Linked DNA regions of Mus musculus: region 1 is linked to region 2. Evidence: chromatin contacts called from ENCODE Hi-C or POLR2A ChIA-PET data. All regions are on one chromosome and are shown on one strand. Each heading gives the region's core, a stretch centred on a gene start or an enhancer-like site at or near the end of the contact. The rest is flanking DNA. Distances are from core to core; before and after follow the strand shown.

Evidence for each region. Hi-C counts contacts between places; a loop is a spot of excess contacts on that map. ChIA-PET counts read pairs that join two places held with the same protein, here RNA polymerase II (POLR2A).
Region 1: a map of T-helper 1 cell shows a loop between it and region 2 (2.0-fold over the local background). The contact joins the promoter of Tlx1 here to the promoter of 1700039E22Rik in region 2. A Hi-C loop is called at or near these places in 1 of 37 maps with a recorded cell type or tissue (T-helper 1 cell). POLR2A ChIA-PET finds 5 or more read pairs at or near these places in 1 of 5 experiments (embryonic stem cell).

Annotation. Positions count from the first base shown.
Region 1 is chr19:45,149,424-45,152,166 of GRCm38, reverse strand. It overlaps Tlx1 (T cell leukemia, homeobox 1), which reads right to left and starts at 1,452. Exons shown (of 3, transcript NM_021901.3): 1 at 675-1,452. The coding sequence starts at 1,251.
Region 2 is chr19:44,834,671-44,837,754 of GRCm38, reverse strand. It overlaps 1700039E22Rik (RIKEN cDNA 1700039E22 gene), which reads left to right and starts at 1,817. Exons shown (of 3, transcript NR_045315.1): 1 at 1,817-2,264. It overlaps Pax2 (paired box 2), which reads right to left. Exons shown (of 10, transcript NM_001368747.1): 9 at 2,278-2,364; 10 at 1-1,785. The coding sequence ends at 1,664.

The DNA of each region.
Region 1 (2,743 bases), core at 203-2,702, 310 kb before region 2:
ACCCCTGGGAGGGATACCGAGGATGAAAACGAAAATTGGCCCAGCCTTGCGCTGCCACTGACTCTGAAGAATCTCGGAGGTCCAGGAAGAAAGCTCTGCTCCTTCACCCGGGCTTGGGGCCTTTGCGGATCTGCAGCGGCCCGACCCGCACGCCACAACTCAGAGCACGTGTGTGTGTGTGTGTGTGTGTGTGTGTGTGTGTGTGTGTGTGTGTGTGTGTGTGTGTAGTAGGGGACGAGAGGTAGGAGAACCTTTTCTTATGTCTAATTATTCTGTCTAATTCTGGGGCTCTTGGCCTCCGTCAGGAAACAGCAGCCAGGACAGAAAAAAAAAATTTTTTTTCTCACACGGGCATGCAAAGCCTAGACTGTTGACAGAAGATGGTCCTGAATCTACAGTCCTCTACCTGACTGGGCCCTGGGATCCCGAGAGGGGACCAAGCTTTGCTTCCACGAATGGGGTCCTAGAGGAGAGACAGAAGAACCCAGGCTGCAAGAACTCTTGGAGCGATTCTGAGCACATAGAATCCTGAAGGCAGCTGAACTTAGGAAACGCACGGAGAGGCGCTAGGCGACCTGGCGCTCAGAAAGAGCTTCAAGGAGCCATCAAGCAGGGTAGTGGGTAGCACAGAGACCGAGCCACGGCCAGGCGGGACGCGCGCGGGCCGGACTCACCTGTGAACCTGTCCTTTGTGTATCTGCGGTTACTCTCCATCCAGGGAAAGGTGAGGCCGGTGAGGTTGTTGACACCCGGCACCGCAGGCACAGAGGGTACTGTAGGCAAGCCGGTGGCCAGGGGCTGGGGATGGGCCACAGCTCCAGCTAGCGGCCTGTGCGCGGGCACCCGGATCACCCCTGCAGCGCTCAGCGCCCCGGCGCCACCGGCACCCCCGCCACCGCCGCCGCCGCCCGGACCGGGGCCGCCCGCCAAGGCCATGTTCACGTTGTAGGAGCCGGGCAGTGGGCCCATGCTGCAGGCACCGCCGCCGCCGCCCGCCGGACCACCAGGACCACCTGGGCCACCCGCGCCGTAAGCGCCAGTGCCCCCGGCCCCCGCCCCAGCAGCGGAGCCCCCGCCGCCGTAAGTGTAGGCGCCTCCAACCAAACAGCCAAGGCCGTAGTCTCCATCCTGGAGGCGCGAAGCGGGCCCCATGCAGCCGCCCTGGTCGGGGCTGTTGAGGATCTGGTCGATACCGAAGCTGATGGGCTCCGCGTGGCCCGGGTGGAGATGGTGCGGACCCAGGTGCTCCATGCTGGCCCCGGCCCCACGCGGGGGCCCGGGCGCGGGCGATCGCTGCGCTGGACTACCCGGGCAGCGAGTCGGAGCGCGGAGGCAATCGCCACCCCAGGCTGCGCTGAGACTTGAAGGCGAAGTGCGCAGAAGGGCCAAAGTAGGGGGGAGGGGAAGGAGAGAGGGGGAGCTGTATTCTTCCCCTCTCCGGCTTCTCCTTCCCTTCTCCGGCTGCTCGCTCGCTGTTGACTCTGGGACATCAATCACCGGGCGAAAAAGCCCTGAGCGAGCGAGCCTAGCTGTTTCGGCCGGGTCTCTCCATTGGCTGTGCGTGGAGAGGAGCGGGGTGAATGACAGCGCGGGGGAGGGGTTGGGAGGGGGGAGAAGGAGGCCAGGAGCCCAGACAGATGCCGGAGCCAGAGACAGAGGGACGGAGATCAGAGCTCTGAGTAGTTCCAGTGAAGAGAAAGGAGGAGGGCTACAGAGAGAGGTTTAAATGAGAAAGAAAAAGATCAGGAAGCAGCCATTCCCAAAGACGAACAGACAGACGGACCAAAGGAGAGGGAAATCAGAACCTTTCCCAGACCTGGTAGGACCCACCCCCTCACTTTGAACAGGGCCGAAGGAGTCCAGCCCACTAGGCCCCTGGGGACAGGTGTCCTGCCCAACTGGAGAATCTCCCCAAGGGCTGAGCTGGGAAACACCTGTCACTCAACCAGGAGATTTACTGCAACTTCAAGTCCAGCTTGTTAGAAAGTAGAAGACTGTCTACTCCCCAGGTATGGAGCCCGGGCCCCGAGGCAGGACGGTGAGTTCAGGCTTGTCCTTTAAAACAGGTCCTATGAAGAGCTGGCTATATATTGTTATAAAAATTAGCAGCCACTCCAACTCAGTCTCTTTAGAGAATTTAAGGAAACGAAAGTCAATCCTGAAAAGCAGTCACAAGCCAAAGGATTACTTTGGGGCTTGTGCGAGGGTGCCCGTTCCTCAAGGTACCTCTTTCATTTTGAGTAAACAGAAGCTCGCAGAAGCAATTCCTACGACCCGACCCAAGTGAATGGCTCTGGGTTTGTGAGAGAAAGGACTTAGTTCCTTGCTTTTAGAATCTTTGGAGGGAAGCCTTGGGTCTTAAGGCTGTGGGGGCGGGGGCTGCTGGGACGAGAATCAGGGAAGTGCGTCCAGGACAAATTTAGGCCTTTTCAAAGTTATGCCTGTGGCTGCCTGGCTGAGAGCCCAAGAGAAAAGAAGGAAACTCCCTTCTTTTGCTTCCTCTCTTTCCCCTCTCCAGTCGGGAAAGGTCTGCTCCCTCCTAGGAGCCAAGTTCTGAGGGAAAAAAAAAAAGCATAGGTTATGAATTCTGATCTATTTCAGGTCCATTCACTGCTGAACCTTCTGGGAGGTCTCTAACAGGCAAAACGCTGGCCTCACTCCTCAGCAAGTCTCAGTGGAATCTAGTTGTTTTGGCCACTGTCTGACACTGTCACTTGAAGGGCCTTCCTCAAAGACAGGAAAT
Region 2 (3,084 bases), core at 568-3,067:
CAGGGAGCATCGCCGCTACCGAGAGAGCAACTACAGGGTGGGGTGGGGCAGGGTGGCCTGGTCGGGCACGTGGGGCATGGCCACAAGGGGCCAAGCCCCGAGGTTGGTTCTGCCATCTTAGATGTAGCCTTGGAGGCCTGGGGCAGAACGGACCGAGACAGAGACAAGTGAAGAAGAGAAAGAGACACAGAGGGGTCGAGAGTAGCAGAGAAAAGGGAGATGAAGTGGGAGAGATGCAGGGCGATGAACACGGAATTACAGAGAAACAGTCAACAAAACAGGCGAGAGGTGTCCACGGGACCATGTTCGTCATTTTGCATAGAGATTTCTTTCATAATTTTTTTTTGTAACGTAAAAAAATGCCCCCCTCCCCCAGGACGTGCTGTGCTTTAGTGGGCATGTAGCTGTGTCCCCCCTCCCTCCCCCCAGCGAGCGGCGACTCTCACAGCACGGACAGAAGGGTGTATCTACAGGCAGGGGGGCGGGGGGGGGGCGGGAGGACAGGGACTCTATGGTACCCGGAGGGGCGGGGCAGAGAGGGAGGGGCTATGTACAGAGAGAGGTTCGCCTCGACAGCACACACCGTCTTTCTATAAAGCAGCCTGTTGGGTTTTTGTTTGTTCATTTTTGCAAAGACCATCATCATATTAAATAAGTGTAGACTTTTTTTTTTTTTTGAGGCTCTGTTCAGCTCCTGCCCAAGGGAAGGCTGGGGAGGGGGTGCTTGGGGGGAATGGGGCGGGGAGACCCGGATTTTCATCTGGGGCGGCTCGGTCGTCAGTTCCTTCCAGGCTTTTTGCGCCCGCAGGTTGGGAGTTTGGGATGGGAGGGTGGGGGTGGGCAGCGCATTACTGATGGGAAAAGATCAATGCTCGCAGCCGCAGCCTGAGGACACGGTTCCCGCGGTGGCCCCGACGTGGCTGCGTGCTTGGGACCAAACACAAGGTGTCGTGGGATGAGCCGAGGAAGCACAGGAGGGAAAAGTGAGAGGCCAGCAGGTGGAAGAGGCGCTGACGTAAGGGCAAGGCGGGGCCGAGAGGAGAGTCACTGCAGAAGGAGATCGCAGGCCCAAGGGAACTAGGCAGTTCAGGTGGATGAGCTCAGTTGGCGTCTGCTCGCCTTGGGTACCAGCCTTGGAAAACGCTGTCGCCCCAAACGCTGTCCCTCGAGTCCGACCCTTGCGTCCCAGTGCCACCGTCTGGGGCGGGGCGCAGACAGAAGGCGGGGTCAGCTTGGCAGGCACAGGGGGGATGGGGCAGGATTTCCCCCCTAGGGTCTCCCCGGCGGCTCCTCCTTCAGCACAAAGTCCTTTCCTTAGCTTCCCTTGCTCAGCTTCTCCAGCGAAGCCTCCCGACTCCCGGGCGTCCGAAGTGGGCTGCCCCTGGGTGGGCCACGCTGATTGTGTGTCACAGAAACGGCGCGCGGGCCAGAGGCGGGCGGGCTTCCGGACGGCGCCGCGGTCCAGGCAGGCGGGGAGGGGCGACGGGCGGGGCTGGGGCCTGAGGGTCCCACCCGCGGCTCCACCTGTCCTGTCTGGCCATCGACAGGGTGATGAGAAGGGCTGCGGGGCTTGGGGGAGGATGTCTCGAGGTGGGGGTGGGACAGGGACGGTGGCCGAGAGGCAGCGCGTCGCTTCGGTCCTCCCTCCCTCTGGGGTGGGCGGTCAGACGGGGACGATGTGGAGGCCGAAGCTGTCTGCCTGAAGCTTGATGTGGTCCCCGCGGTAACTAGTGGCGGTCATAGGCAGCGGCAGCAGCGGCAGGGGCGGAGCCCCGGGGGGCGGCACTATAATAATAAGGGGAACCTGGAAGTTAACACAGGAGAAGAATGGGCTGGGTGAGAGGACAAACAGGAGAACAAAAAAGGAAAGAAAAGCAAAGAAAAGCCCTCCCCGGGTCCAGCGGGATCAGGCCTGGAGGACTGTGGCTCGGCCCCGAGGCCAGATGCCCAGGAGTAGTGCTGCATCCACAGGGCGGGAGAGGGACAGGACAGGTGACACCCGGCTGCGGATCCCCCAAGGGGTCCGACGGCCACTGTTGGCTAAGAGCCCTCCAGTGATCAAGAGGTAGGGGAGGGAAGAGGCTGGAGGCGCAGGCGTCCTGGTGGTATCCCCAGGACCCGGCGCTGCTCTAATGGGCCTGTCTCCCTGGCCCATCCGGGTACCCAGAATTGGGGTGGTCCTGAGTGGGATCCGTATCCCGAAGCAGCCTGCGCGCCCGAGCTGGCGAGCGGGTAGGCGACCTTGGGAGCCGCCGGCCTGCCAGGTGGCGTACTCACTTAGTAAGGCGGGGTTGCTGAATCTCCAAGCCTCATTGTAGGCGGTGTACTGGGGATGGCTGTATGGGTTGCCTGAGAACTCGCTCCCTGTGGGAGGGCGGGGAACTGGAATTAGAGGCGTTCAACGTGTCCAGTTGGCCTCTTCTGTCCTGTCCTCACTAGTCCCAGTCTTGGGTGTTTCAAGCAGGGATAGGGCCCCTGGGAGCAGGCCAGAGGCCAGGTAATCCACACACTCCGAGCTCTGCATGGGGACAGCCACCATAGACAAGTAGCAGCCAGATCCCTGCACACCTAGGCATGGAGGGAATCTGTGGGCGGGTTTGTGCCTGGGCTCTCCTGCAAGAGATCGCTGCCCAGGAAGGGTTTGGTCTTGGTCTGGCTGCTCCCACTTAAGTAAATTGGGAGCTGAGAGCTTTTACAGTGGACACTGGCTTTAGGGATTCTACAGCATGAGAGAGGGGGAAGGTGGAGCAGGAAGGCCCCTGGGACACTTTGTCCCAGAAAGCCCTAAGAATGGCATCTCAGAGCTGTGCCAAAGCTAGGCAGGTGGTAGTGGTGGTGCCCTCCTGGGAAATAACCCCTCCCACTTTTCCCTCCTGAGGTTCAGTACAAGGGCCACGTAACTGGGGAAGTGAACTGCGGGAATCCACTGGACTGCTCGCAGGCTCAGGAGCAGTGAGCAGTGGAGGGCACAGTGGGTTGGGAGCCTTCGGGAGCTACCTCCCTCCCTCCAGGAGGAGAAAGGCCAGGCCTATGGGTTTCCCCCCTGGCCCTTTCTCCTGTGTGATGACCCCAGACTGTTTACAG